Linked DNA regions of Homo sapiens: region 2 is linked to region 1. A link is a contact called in ENCODE Hi-C or POLR2A ChIA-PET data. All regions are on one chromosome and are shown on one strand. The core of a region is the stretch at or near the end of the contact, and the rest is flanking DNA. Distances in the headings are between cores, read along the strand shown.

Evidence for each region. Hi-C counts contacts between places; a loop is a spot of excess contacts on that map. ChIA-PET counts read pairs that join two places held with the same protein, here RNA polymerase II (POLR2A). Pooled maps may share reads with other maps.
Region 2: a loop to region 1 is called in a map of chondrocyte, with 2.6 times the contacts of the local background. The contact joins two enhancer-like sites. A Hi-C loop is called at or near these places in 2 of 168 maps with a recorded cell type or tissue (GM11168 and chondrocyte) and 2 of 50 pooled maps. POLR2A ChIA-PET finds 5 or more read pairs at or near these places in 1 of 52 experiments (activated T-cell).

Annotation. Positions count from the first base shown.
Region 1 is chr6:137,704,970-137,712,290 of GRCh38, forward strand. It overlaps the pseudogene PTPN11P3. Among named protein-coding and RNA genes, the nearest start is that of LINC02539, 30 kb to the right of the region's middle. RefSeq lists a silencer at 2,774-2,823. Within about 2 kb of position 3,727, at least 15 of the 41 ENCODE cell types and tissues checked have a DNase peak (open chromatin) inside an H3K27ac peak, as active enhancers do.
Region 2 is chr6:138,085,219-138,092,539 of GRCh38, forward strand. It overlaps PERP (p53 apoptosis effector related to PMP22), which reads right to left. Exons shown (of 3, transcript NM_022121.5): 3 at 3,287-7,050. The coding sequence ends at 6,824. Among named protein-coding and RNA genes, the nearest start is that of PERP, 19 kb to the right of the region's middle. RefSeq lists enhancers at 1-19, 1,864-3,063. Within about 2 kb of position 3,218, at least 8 of the 41 ENCODE cell types and tissues checked have a DNase peak (open chromatin) inside an H3K27ac peak, as active enhancers do.

The DNA of each region.
Region 1 (7,321 bases), core at 2,477-4,976:
CTAGTGGTCCCCCAATTAACTGCACCTCCACTTCATACCCTTTTCTTGAATCTGAGCCGGGCTTGTAACTTGTGTAGTAAGTAGAGGGCATACTCCAGCTCTCTTCTGATTAGAAAAAATCCTCATCGTTATCATAATCAACAGAGGGCAGTAAAAGGGATGCTGCGACAATTCTGGACTTAAGTCTTCAGGAGGCCTGGCCACTTCTGCTTTCAAGCTCTTGGTATGTGAGAGGTCTAGCTACCCTGCCAGCCAGCCACTGAAAGAGACAACACAGTGGTCTTTAAATGGTTTCAAATTTTGCTTATCAAAATGTAGTCAACAAAAATGCAAGCCTTCCAAATCCAAATTCTGTCTTCACATAAACTTTCTTGTGTCTGTTCTTCATCTTTCTAGGGAGAGGGTGAAAGTCCACATCTGTGGACTTTCTGTGCTGAAGTTTTCCAGGTTTTCTCATGTGAAACTTTTCTGTTGTATCAGGTCCACGTTTTCACAGACTCCAGCATTGTCTTCTCTCATTTCTGCACAGGGTGGCGCTGCAGTGCAAGGCGGGAGGGGGCTCTGGGCTCCACTTGTCTGGTCTGCTAGAGAATACTTAATATTTTTATATTCGTGCCCTTTCCTCTTGCTTTTCTGCTCTTCTTCAATCTTGTGCTGTAGTGTTTCAATATAATGCTGGACTGCCATATAGATAAATCGGTACTGTGCTTCTGTCTGGGCCATCCCTGACCTCTGAGACTGCACTGTGTGGATGGTTTTGAGAAGGTCAATGTTGCAGTTAATACCTTTCTCTCTGATGATGTCAATAAGACTATTAATCACAATGAACCTCCCTGTATGGCCAATTCCAGCACTGCAGTGGACCACGACCAGCCCTGCATCCATGATGCTCTCCTGCTTATGGTGCACCTCCTCCAGGAAGTCCAGCATGCCCCCGGGGTCACTGGGCACTCCGTGGTCTGGTCAGGTCCGAAAGTGGTATTGCCAGACCGTTCTCGCCATATTCCCCTGGAGTACAGCTTGTCCAACCTTTGAAAACTTAAGTTCTCTTAGCATATAGTCATGAACAGCACTTCCTTTGATGTTCCTAACACACATGACCCCATATTCTTGTAGAGCATCCTCTTCAGACCAGTATTTGACACATTTACTCTTTCCTCTCTCCATTTCTTTCATTGTCATGACAATCACTTGGGAGTTTTCTTGGAACACCATCCAGCAAAAGTCATTCACCATGTTTTGCAGGCAGCCTTGTGTGGCAATGCAACTCTTTTTGGGTTTTGAATTGTTGCACTTGGTTTCAAATTCAGGCATGATGGTGTTTGCACTGATGTAATCTGAAATAGGCTCATTGGGATCATCATCGTGTAGGACAACCCTGGTATGATCAAAGGGCAGGATGTTTTTATATCTATTTTTGTTTTTGTTTTCTTGCCTTTGACCCTCTTTTCGGCTGTAGAGAAGTTTGCACTCCTGTGGTTGTAGTGTCTCAAATTCTTCCCAAAAGCCTTGTTGGACTTTGTCTGTGGTCTCAGCTAATTTGCTTAGTTCTCAAACTCTGCTTTCTATTTCAGCAGCATTTATACGAGTCATGTTAAGGGGCTGCTTGAGTCGTAGTACTGTACCCAATGTTTCCAGCATAGGATTCTTCTTGTAATGTTCCACGAGATCCGTCAAAGAATCAAACCGTTTTCCTCCACCAACGTCGTATTTCAGTTCCTGACAGCGAATCATGACATGGGTCACTTTACACTTGCTGTCATTGCTCTCTTTTTTGTCATCACTGGTGCGCACAGAGAGAACAAAATCTCCAGGGTGGCTCTGGCTCTCTCGTATAAGAAAGCTACCATGTTTTCCTTTTTCAGTTAATTTCTCTGCTTCTTTCCCAAAGAGGTGTCCGTGAAACCATCTTTCAGAGGCAGGATCCGCACAGTTCAGAGGATATTTAAGCTCAACAACATCTCCATTCTTCTCTTTTAATTGCCTGTGATGTTCCATGTAATACTGGACCAACTCAGCCGAAGTGGCAAACTTTTCCCCCCAAACGGGTCCTAGTAATCACCAGTGTTCTGAATCTTGATGTGGGTGACAGCTCTATTTCTTCTAATGGAACATGTGAAGTCTCCAGGGGTACTTTTACTAGGCCTTGCCAAAAAACTGCCATCAACTCCTCTTGTCGACAATAGGTTTTTCTGCCTCCACACCACTGATATTTGGGTGAAACCATTGTCTCCAAGCCTCAGTTTCCTCCTTTCTTTTCTTTCTATAAGATAAAGATAGTAGGCTGGGTGCAGTGGCTCACGCCTGTAATCCCAACACTTTGGGAGGCTGCGGCAGGAGGATCGCTTGAGTCCAGGAGTTCGAGGCCAGCCTGGGCAAAAAAGCGAGACTTTGTTTCTACAAAAAATACAAAAAACTAACCGGGAGTGGAGGCTGAGGCGGGAGGATCACTTGAACCCAGGAAGTCAAGGCTGCAATGAGTCATGATCACCCCGCTGCACTCCAGGCTACTTTATTTTTATTTTTAATGAACAGGGATCTTTTTAAAATGGAAGTGGTTGGTCCTTGATGTCTGGCTTCCCTTGCTAATAAATAAACCCAGAGAACTATTTGCAATGGTGTAGCATTTAGAATCAACAGGCTTCAAAACAGAGAGGGTCTATTCTGTTTTGTTTTGAAGTCACCCTTTGCAAAAAACATATGGTAATCTCGGGCAGCCCATGAAGCAATCGGCAAGATCTGAAGGATGAGAACAGTGTGTTCTTTGAAATCCCTCTGACAAGCAGACAGTCCCTCCTTCCCTCAAACCATCCTCAAAGGGAAGTGTGTCGGCTTGGGCAGTAATGAGACGGTGTGGGAATTCCCCTGTCCCCTTGGTTCACTTTACAGACAAAGTTCATTAGGGTTAAAGATGGGTCATTCCCATCCACAGATTCCTTCACTTGAAATCAAGACTTCTTGGGAAATATAAATTTGGAGAACAGGTAACAGTGAACTATAGTTCCCCCCAAAACAAATTTTTTAAAAATCAGGTGGTATTAAAAATTGCTGTTTCATGACATTACCAATAGATGGCAGCACGGGATTCATCTTCGCCCATAAGCAGCTTCACCCCTGCTTTTCCTGGCGAATGTTCACTGACAACTCGGCCTCAGGACTTTGACGCTCTTGGTGTCATCAGAGAGCAATTTGAGGTGTGCAATAAAATCTTTGGGTTCCCCGCCCCGCCTTCTGTAGGTGACCTCAAACCACAATCACCAATCGACTGCGGTGCTGTGACCTGGAAAAACAGCAAGGAAACTAAAAACAAAACAAAACAAAACAAAACAAAAACCCATCCTGTGAGCTCTGCAAAGGAGAACAAGATCATGGCACACAGGCAATTAGCAAACTAAATTGAAGATGAGTTCTGTTAGAAGAGTCAAAAAACAAAGAGAACAATTTTTGTGAATTGCGTTTTTAAGATCACTGCATCCAAACACTGGAGCTTCAACATAAAGACTCCTGAGCCATGTATTCTGACTTGACCCCTGCAGTTCCTTCCAGTTCCAAAAATCTCTGATCTGTGAATAGAAAAGTTCCAGCAGATACGTTTCTAAGAGCATGAAATTATTTCTAGATACTAGTCTAGTACCTACATGTATTAAAACACAAAAATAAACAAACAAAAAGACCTTCATGCTAATCAAAATATTTTTTAACAGAAAGGAAACCAAAACCTATTGGACCCAGCCCACAAGAACTGTGTTTTTTCCAATGCACATAGCAATAGAGTCATGTTTTGAAAACCAATTATGTAGGCTATAACACCCATTGTAGAAAGAATAGAATAGAATAGAACAGATCAGAATGCATCACAGTCTGCAGGGTTGTAAAGTAAAATTTCTTGCTTTACATCATGGGCCAAAGAAAACTTGCAAAGCTCTATCATGGAGAACAGCATCTGTCTTCAACCTTTGTATCTTCCACAGCCCAACACCAACAAGCTCCTCACCATCAAAACATCTAAATGGGCAAATAGAACTTTTGGTGGGTTTGAGTGGCACCAAGCATCAAGCTACATTAATACTCTTCTCAATCACTGTCATACAAATATGGAGAATTCGGTTATTTATCATCATTTTCTGCATATCCATACTATTCCAAGACAATCCCAATTTCTGGCTTTTTGTTCTACTCTTCCATAAGCATATTCATAGTGATAATGTTGTATGTCCTGAGTTTCAGTTTGGAAAATATAGTCCCTGGTTAAATCAATGGGCATCGGATAAAAACTTTAATGTCTAAAGGGGCTGGGTAGGTAGAATCAATGAGTGAAGCAAGCCAGGAATAACAAAGGATTAAAATGTGGATTTTACAGGAGATGTATACATTTTTTAAAAGTTAATAATAACATTAAAAAAGGAAAGTGACATTGTGCGGGAAGAAGAAATTAGGTCTTCTATGGACTGAATTTTATCCCTTCAAAATTCATATATTGAAGTCCTAGCTCCCAATGTGACTATATTTGGAGACAGGTCTTTAGGAGGTAGTTAAGGTTAAACGAGGGCATAAGGGTGGGGCCCTAATCCTGTATGACTGGTGGCCTTATGACCTTATTATGGAAGGAAGAGGTCTCTCTCTCTCTCCCTCTCTTTCTCTCTCTCTCTGTGTGAACGTGCACCAAAGAAAGGCATGTGACCATGTTGCAAGACGACAAATGTGTGCAAGCCAGAAAGACAGCCTTCACCAGGGAACCGAATTAGCCAGCACCTTGATTTTTGACTTCCCAGCCTCCAGAACTGTGAGAAATAGATTTCTGTTGTTTAAGCCACCCAGGCTACGATCTTTTGTTACAGCAGCCTGAGCAGACTAACGCGAAGGCTTAGGCCTGGATGTGCTCAGGGCCCTCCAGGGGGCAACTTCAGGTTGAATGAAGCCCTGCAGATTGAAGGAAGCACAAACTCATTGGGGTTAATATCTGATGTCATTTAAGTATCAGTCCTCATCAGGGCTCTGAAGTCCTGGGGCAACCTGTAACAGGATATTCATTCATTAAACAAATGTTTCAGGAGTACAAGATTGAAACTAGTTTGACTGTGAGTCAAGTGGGCCAAAGAACAGCTACTTGGAGAGCATAGAAAGAAAAGTGAGCAATTCCAGAAGAATGGGTGATCTCCAGAATTTCAGAATGAGCATCTAAGCACTCCCACACCCATGGGCCTGGGAAGAGATTGACATCAGCAGGGCAGGGACCATAGCATGGGCTTTCAATTTCACCTTCTCATCCTGCTCCAAGTCATTTTCTCTCCTGTTCTAGTACAATTCAAATATTATTTGATTTAAGCCTCATGGTTTTCAGAATTTCTTTCATTTTTTTCAATAATTATTTTTTAAGTACACATCTAGGTACATTGGTGAAGAAAACAAATGAAAATTCTTGTGTTCATGGCACTTTAGTTAGGTAGATAATAAAGTAAGTAGAAAATGTGAGATGGCAGAAGGCCATAATATGCATTGGTAGTATTGTTTGAGAATATTCAATTCTGCTAAAGAAGAAATCAACTGAAATAAGTGAAACTCATGTTTAAGTATAGGAAGATCAGTTAGCAGCATGAGAGACAGGTTAGAAAGATCAAGTGGGTCATACGTATACACACAGGAAGAGGAAGGAAGGGCAGCGCCAGGATACCTGAGATTCATAACACTGTAATATATGTGAGACACTCGATATTCATGAGTTCTTTATTTGGCTACTCATTTGTGAAATTTATTCTGACCTTGAGTGACCTTTGCCCCCAAAAACCAAATAGAATCTTGCTGCTCAGCAGGTTAATTGGCAAGCACCAGCCACGCCCATGTGCTGGAGCCTCATACCGTTTCCACCTGCTGAGACTCCATGCTGAAAAGTTCAATGCTAGGCCGGGCACCGTGGCTCACGCCTGTAATCCCAGCACTTTGGGAGGCCGAGGTGGGCAGATCACCTGAGGTCAGGAGCTCGAGACCAGCCTGGCCAACATGGTGAAACCCTGTCTCTACTAAAAATACAAAAATAAGCTGGGCATGGTGGTGGGTGCCTGTAATCCCAGCTACTTGGGAGGCTGAGGCAGGAGAATTGCTTGAACCCGGGAGGAAGAATTTGCAGTGAGCTGAGATCGCACCACTGCTCTCTAGCCTGGGGGACAGTGTGAGACTCCGTCTCAAAAAAAAAAAAAAAAGAACTTCAGTGCTGGTCCTAGTGACTGCCAGGAAAGGCTGGTGTGGTAGAGAAAGAAACAGACATCTGAACATTGTCCTGGTTAGGGTTTTTACCCATTTGTGTGCCGTGTGGGGCATGTTAACTCACCCCCACTTCTCCAGCAGGAATTTGAGTCAATTTAATAAACCATGTGATTCCATCACCTTCATTTGATCTGTGATCCCTTCTGGAAGAGTTTGCCTAGTTGTGGACTCAGAGGCTGCCATTGATTGCAATGAAAATAATTTTCCACTTGACAGTGATAAAAAAAAAAAAGTATTACAGCCTCCAAAATAAAGCATGGAAGAGAGATAAGGAGTTTGGGAGATGGGTTTCCATTTTAAATACGATGCTCAGGGAAGGTCTGATTGAGAAGGTTCCATTTGAGCAAACACTTGAAGGAGGTGCGGAAGAAAGATATGTAGCTATCTTGAGGAAGATCATTCCAGACATAGGGAACCACAAATGCAGAGGTTCTCAGCCATGAGTTTGCCTGGCCAGCTCCAGCAACAGGAAGGAGGCCAGTATGACCACGTGGAGTGAGCAGGGTGGCAGGAACTAAAGTTCGAAGTCACACGGGACCTGTCTTTCCAGGCTCTATAGGTCATTGGAATAACTTTGGGCTTTTACTCTAAGATGGTTTTCCACTGGACAGGAAAGTGGTCAAATTTATATTTTTATGTGATCAGTCTGGCTGCTGTATACCAGAAGGGAATAGAGAAAGATTGTGGAGGTCAATTATGAGACTACTGCAATGAGCCAGGCAAAGGTGACCATGACTCAGATCAAAATGGTAGCAGTAAAGGTGGTAAGTAGTGATGAGACTCTGGTTATGTTCTGAAAGTGAAGCCACTGGGATTTGCTATTGGATTGGATGTGGGGGAGAAACAAAGGGAGGAGTCAATGATGCATCCAAGGATTTGGGCTTTAGCAGCTGGAAAGATGGAGATGCCACAAATGCAGGAGGGAGAAATTTGGGAGAAGTTAGTATCATTTTACAGAAGAAGGAACTGAAACTTAAATAACTTATCCAAACTCACATAGGAAATGAGTTATTCAAGTCAAGAATCAAGCCAAGCCAGGCCATTTCCAAGCTCATGCATG
Region 2 (7,321 bases), core at 1,968-4,467, 380 kb after region 1:
CCAGATGTGCTGGGAATTTAAACCCTTGTGAGCAAATTTAACAATGAAAAATAGCAGTCATGGCCGAGTGCAGTGGCTCATACCTGTAATCCCAATACTTTGAGAGGCCAAGGTGGGTGGATCACTTGAGGCTAGGAGTTCAAGACCAGCCTGGCCAACATGGTGGAACCCCATCTCTACTAAAAATACAAAAACTAGCCTGGTGTGGTGGCTTGCACCTGTCATCCCAGCTACTTGGGAGGCTGAGGCATGAGAATCGCTTGAACCCAGGAGGCAGAGGTTGCAGTGAGCCAAGATTGTGCCACTGCACTCCAGCCTGGGCAACAGAGGGAGATTCTGTCTCATAAAAAACAAACAAAAAACCCAGCAGCCGTTGGATAAAAATCCAGTCTCCCTGTCTTCAAGCAGAACTATTTTGAGGTACATTCTACAGAGCTCTTTAGAGGTACCCAGGAGCCCATGGCAGTGATCTGATTATAAACACACACATTTGATTCTTTTTTCTCTTAAACTGCCCTACTCTCCTCATCCCTTCATTTGTACGTCCGGGGATCACCTCCTGTATAAATCACCTACTCCCAAGTCCCTGTTCAGGAATCCAAATTAAAGCAATGTACTGTTAAAAAACAGGAAGGGTTCTGCTTGATGATTATAATTCATTTCAGCATATTAATGGTTCTGCAATTTGTACAGTAATAAGAAACAAAAAGCAAAAATAAAAACCCTTAAACCCTGTCTACCTCTGTATTTCCCAAATGTATTTGCGTAGTGGTTAAGAGGATGGACTTTGTATTTAAACCAACCTGGCTTCGAATTATAACTTCATTATTTACTTTGAAAGTCAGTAACCACTCCAAGGCTCAGTATCCCTAACTCTAAAATGGGGATCATAATATATCTACAAAAAAATACAGTAAAAAAAAAGTTGGGTGTGGTGGTGTGCACCTGTAGTCTCAGCTACTGGGGAGGCTGAGATGGGAAGACCACCTGAGCCTGGGAAGTCAAGGCTACAGTGAACCTGATCATGCCACTGTACTCCAGCCTGGGTGACAGAGTAAGATCTTTTCTCAAAAAAAAATAATAATAATAATAATAAATATATATATATATGGAACATGGATTTTTTTGAATTATTGGTATGCATTTCTCTAGGGAAAATCTAGATTATGATTCTAATGGTGGCTTTTTTTTTTTTTTAACAGAAATCTTAAAGACATTTGTAGAATTCCAAAGAAAAAAAGGGTTGCTATCAGTTAACTCCTGCAAATAAGAACCTAAGTTAAATCTCAGCTCAGCACTGAATATAAGCTCACAAAGCTTCTTTGAAGATAATTAGTTTGCCTGTTTTTGAAACTTCTTCATTCCATGCAAATGGTTTTTCAGGAGAATGTATCTGTGTTTTAGAATGCCGAAGTTGTTTATACCTTGTCTGCTAGTCCTAACCCATGCTGTGATGACTCACTCACCCCCAGGTTGAGAGGAAAGATTGGGCTGCTCTGTTACCAAAGTAAACACTAGGGCCTAAGTAGTGCCTTTTTCATTGATCACCTGCTAACGGACAGGCTATGCAAACACGCTCCCTTGGTGAGAACATGTAGAGCTGTCTTTTTTTCCAAATGCATCCCTTGGATTACAGAGCTACATATTCTGAAAATTCTTCTAATGTCTTCTTAGAACAAAAAAACTGTTGAGTGGAAGAACATGAACAACCAGGCATGTTTGATACATAAGCTCCTTAGTACCAAACAAGCTGAAACTGGGATGACTCAGACAATGGCGTAGAAGCAGGTTCTCTTCTTGACATGGCTTTCCTTTAACAGCTCAGCTTTGCTATAGTCCAAGGATAGCACCACTCTACCCAAGAGTGAAAGAGACAACTCACTCAGAGATTCCCAGCGAGCCCCTCTAGGGCAATTAGGCTAATAATTAGCCAGTTGCAACTAGAAGCTTATTGTTAGTCTTTGCAATCAGGAAGCATGAAGGTTGCATTCTGAACTGAGAAACTTCAACATAGTACTTTTTTTAAAAAAAATGTATCGTAGTTTCATTTAAGGCACTGTGTATTTGCAGCAGAAAAAGACAAACATCATTTGACTTAGCTTAGAATTTGTGATGTTTCTGAATGTTGAATTTACCCTTCAAAGTCATAAATTGGAGAATGCAGGGAAAGGTCTATTCACCCTTGTACTTAAATCCCTGACATTGATGGAAAAAGATGCCTCTGTGTTTCTGAGCCCAATAAAAGACAATTTTGGAGAGGTAAATGTGGGGATATATGGAGTGGGGGGAAGAGGAACAAGGCTTGACTGACTTCTTTAAACACCCCTGGCAGTAATTTTCATCCCTCCTGGGGTTTGTCTTTGGATTAGAGACTGTTCCACCGTGGTGTCTGGATGCCCTAATCTCATAGCCAGTTCTCCTGGGAGGATGGTGCAGCTGTGCCCTGTTGCACAAGGGCACCCAGCCCAGGGTGCTCTTGGTGGGAGGAGGCTGTGTCAGCCCAGAGGAAGGGTCACCTCTCCCTAAATTACAGTAGCTCCCTAAATCACTCCAGAGTGAGAGCCCCTAGGTGTCCTGCATGACTCATATACTGTTCTGAGACAAAGGCGGTTGTCTTTGTTTGGGATCTGCCAGGAATTCATGTAATCATGTTGATGTCTCCAGTCATGATGTGTCCCACTTCTTATCACCTACACATCTTCAGAAGAGGATATTATTCCAATGACAATTCTATCAACATGAAATCGATCATGCAGATGCCAGTGTCCTTTGTGTCCATTTCTCACAGTCTTCTACATCTGCGCTGAAATCAGTTTTTCTTTAGTGTTGTTATTGTTGTTTTTTCATTGGGAAAGGATTAAGCATTGAGGTGTTGCTTGACTTTGGAAATTGGGTGGGGTGGCATTTGGAAATGCAAATTTTCACTGAAGCATTTCAACTCGATAGAAAGGATAGAATAGGGAAACAGAGGGTATCCACATGGAACTTGCTTTCAAAGTCTCACTTGGCAATTTACTTTTATTGATGAAATTCAGAGTTTATGTTTCAAATCTAAGTATTTCCTCTTGAAAGTAACTTAATCAAAAGCAGTTGATAATAGCAGGTTAATTACCTTGAGTCTTTGCACTGGAAAAACTGGCTGGGTCACCCCATTACACAACCATCTATTATGATTATATGATGACTCATTATCACGAAGACAATCTTGTGCCATTTAAATCAGCAGGATTCCATTTCTTCACCAGAGAACTATCTCTAAATACACACACGCATGCTCACACACTTCTGAGTTTCCCTTTGTTTATTTTTGCAGCCAACAAAGTATGTTTTCGAGGTTAACAACGAAGCACAGGATAGTACAAGTGGAAGATCATTAACATGACTGGATAGGAACCTCTTTTAATTTCCCTTTCTTGGCTTTTTCCACACCCTAGGTGGATTACACTCACCCTGACACACCTAGAAAATACACCCAGATACCAGAATTGCAAAATTCAGGAAGAATGCACTGCACACTGTATCCAGGCAAGCCAAGCTCACCTAAAAATGGTCTCAAAAAGCAAAGGGCTCTGACCATCGACTGATGGGGTTGCAAGCCCAGCCTGTCTGCAGGAATTTTTAAATCTGAAACCACACTACAGAAATTATTTTATATATTACTTATTTTTAAAACTCAACTGTAAAAATAAGTGTTGCAGGAAGAGTGAGGAAGAGGGAATTTAAAAGAGGAAGTTGGGACTGAATCTATTCGTTCCAACCTCCCTAAGCAATCCACTTATTGATCAGTGCTTCCAACTCAAGGAATATTTAAAATTTTTTAATTAAAGAAAAAATTCTATCAATCAGAGAATCTTGAAGGTAGGGGGATCATTTACAATCATTTTACAGGTGAGGATATTGAGACCAGCAGGGAGATGACCTGCCCAAGCCTGCACAGATAGCAAGGACCAAAGTTGGGATGAGACTCAAATATGCCCTTTCAGATGTGCTTATAAAAACAAGTCAGTGTTCACATTTACTGTATTAATAGGAATGTCTTTCAGGGGGAGTTTACAGAAAAAAAAAATAAACCGAATTAAGTTATGATGACTATATTTTCCATTGTTTTCATTTCCTTAAAAAAGGAAAGGCTGTTGAACTTGTGAGTTCTGCAGTCTATGGTTTTGAAGCTAAGTTATTACACACAAGCTACCTTGTGTGAACATGGAAAGACCTTGATATATTACTTCTTTGTTACAATCAGCAGTAAGTGCCACTTAGCATGTCTGGCTACTTACAGAGTGAAATAATTGCTTAGGAACCTAGAACTGCTTATTTAAAGGGTGGGAACTCAATATTTAATTACTGAACCAAAAAGCACCTCAGCTTTACTGTGGGAAATCTCATGCAATGCACTGTTAGCCTTCAGGTGGTTTCTCAGCCCAATTCTTCATTACTCTCCAGAATCCTCTGGAACTTCCCTTCTGTTATGACATAAAGGTATCTGTCTTGGTGAATCTGGATCAACAAGGAATGGCAGATCTCTATACTAGAACAAGGCTGAAGGAAGCAGACCATTTCTGCAAAATAAGAGTTTATCTTTGTCATAAATACTTTAGGTTGACATGGTTCTATTATATCAGGCTCGTTGGTCCCAGGAGGTTGCATTTTTCCTAAATGTGCGCCGTTAAGGTATTGTGTGATTGAGGAGGGGAAGAAGGCTGGATGGGAAATCATGCAAAGACAAGTGCATGTGGTAGAGAAGCTTATAAACGGAGTCATTTTCATGTTTAACAGGAGACCACGTTTCTTAATCTCTAGATATCCAGTATCTTCTTGAATGAGCTGTGGTATCACTTTAAAAGATGGGATTTTTAACATTTTTAATGACCACTTCAAATTCTCCACCAGCCACGGCATAGTTGTGTGGGTTTTTCTTTTCAATTTTGGTATAATCACCCAGATTACATTTCTCTATGAGAAACATTCACCTCGCATTTTGAAAAGCATAGAAAAATTCACTGCCAAGGACTAGCTGGCCAACAGTAGCCCTAGGGAGATATATTTCCGTTCTCCCACCCAGCCTCTCTGCACCCATCCTCACAATGACATACACCATAGTGGAAGTAACATATGACTTATGGTGGGAAAAAAAATAACAAATGATAAAATGGGAAGGAGGGCAAGGGGAAAATAGAGAGACTGCTACCCCACCACCTGAATGGAAGGGGACCCCAGCACAAGGAGGAGGCTTCAGCTACACTGCACACATGTCCCCCGGGTGTCTGAACCTGCCAGAAATCTCTTAGTCCATTTTCCTCTGGTTGATAGCACTGCAGAGAAATTGTTTAATGTGTGTCTAGGGTATTGTTCATTGAGGAAAAGTTCAGGGAATAGACTATTAGAATTCATTAATCTCCACTCAAAAATTGGTTTTGGACACCTAAAATGAGCAAGGCCCTTAAAACTTCAAACAAAAAAACAAACAAAAACCACTTTTCATTATATCCCATGTTCTTATTACCCATTTTTTTTTTAATTCCTTTCCCCAGATTTGAAAAATGGAAAAACTACAAACTGGAAACAAGTTTAGAATACCTGGTTTATTGGGAAAACTTCATAATGAAAACTACAATTAGCTTTTTCCACAACTTACAAAATAATAATCTGATATTTAAAATGAATTGGTTTTCATTATGTAAGTCGAAATGGTAAAAAATCATAATGACCTATCCGATGCATCATATATATGCTATTCAGAGAAACTCAAATCCCCGAATTCTCCTGTGGCATGTTTTATATCAGACATTTAAAATCTGTTTACCAAGAAAGACCAGGATTTTAACTATATGTAGGTTTCTGCTTACAGTTGCAAACTATCAGAAGCCTGTCTATATGATAGAGCCCAGATAAACCTGAGATTTAGAAAAGCAAGTCATTTATTCTCCTGAGGCTGTTTTAGTGGCACTTTTGTGACAAGAATGACCCTCCTAATGCTTTACTACACAACTTAACCAGATCTATCAGTCATGATAAATTAGACCCAGTCCATCTTTCAATCCAGTCTACTCTGGTTCTGAACATATAAACACAAAACACTACAGATTTATTAATATAGCATTTTCCCACACCCTAACCCTATAAAGAACTTTAAAAGAGAAAATTTCATCTAAATATTTCACACTTAAAGGAAAGCCTTACCAACTATGGCAACAGGTTTGGACCATGAAATAGTACTTTCCTAGATGACATATCGAGTCAACATGAAGCCTTAGCTAAAATGAATGATTCAGGATATTAATGAGAAATTCTCACAAATGATATGCATTTAGGAAATGATTTTGCTTTCCTTAAATAGTTCGAAGGCTTGAAAATAAACTTTTTTTTTGCATTTCTTTTAGAATGTTTGGTCATTAACAACTTTTAACCTTATCTTCCTCTTCTCCTTAGCCCTTAACAGACCGAGTCCATTCTATTTGGAAATAACAAGAACTTGATCAGATTATTAAATCTTGGAAACCTCATTTTTACCTTATAAAGTGTTAAGTTTCACGTGCATATTCTCTTACAAATGTAGTATAAATGTTATGGATAGATATAAGGAAATATTGGCATAGTATAGGTAATTAGTGAAAAGACACAACTTCACAAAACATAATAAAAGATAAACATGAAACTATAACACTACTTAAAAAATATTTTCTCCCAAATTATTTTAGCATTTTTGACTAGTTTAATAATATGAACACTGCCAAAAAATGGGTTCAAAGTCGCCTGGAGAAACAGTTTCTTCTTCTGGAGTCCATCTCAGCAGCAGCGATTTTCTCCCACATTCATTCCCAAGTTAGGCAGATGTGTAGAAGTACCTGGGCTTGGCATTGCCCAGAAGGTCATCTTCGTAGTTGGGGAGGCAGCAGAAGAAGAAGGCACAGCCAATCAGGATAATCGTGGCTGCCCACCCAAAGCCGTAGGCCCAGTTATAGATGTAAGTGACAGCAGGGTTGGCATGAAGGGTGAAGGTCTGGGTGTACTTCACGGGGTAAATTACCAGGGAGATGATCTGGAACACAGCTAAAGGGAAGAAAAAAATCCCAGGGTATGAATGCATACATGCATGAAGGAATAAATACACATTAGCGACAGATTACCTCCTTCCACCAAGTTTCTGCCTTGAAATAAGTATAAAATCTACCTGGAGGCAGGAGGAATCTGGTTAGGCAGAGGCCAAAAAAGATTCTTGACTACTGTGTGTAAGAGATGCCTGGCACTGAGCAGCATCACACACATATGCCAAATATGTGAAAAACACACAAAAAAATCATTGGAGATCCATTCTATATTA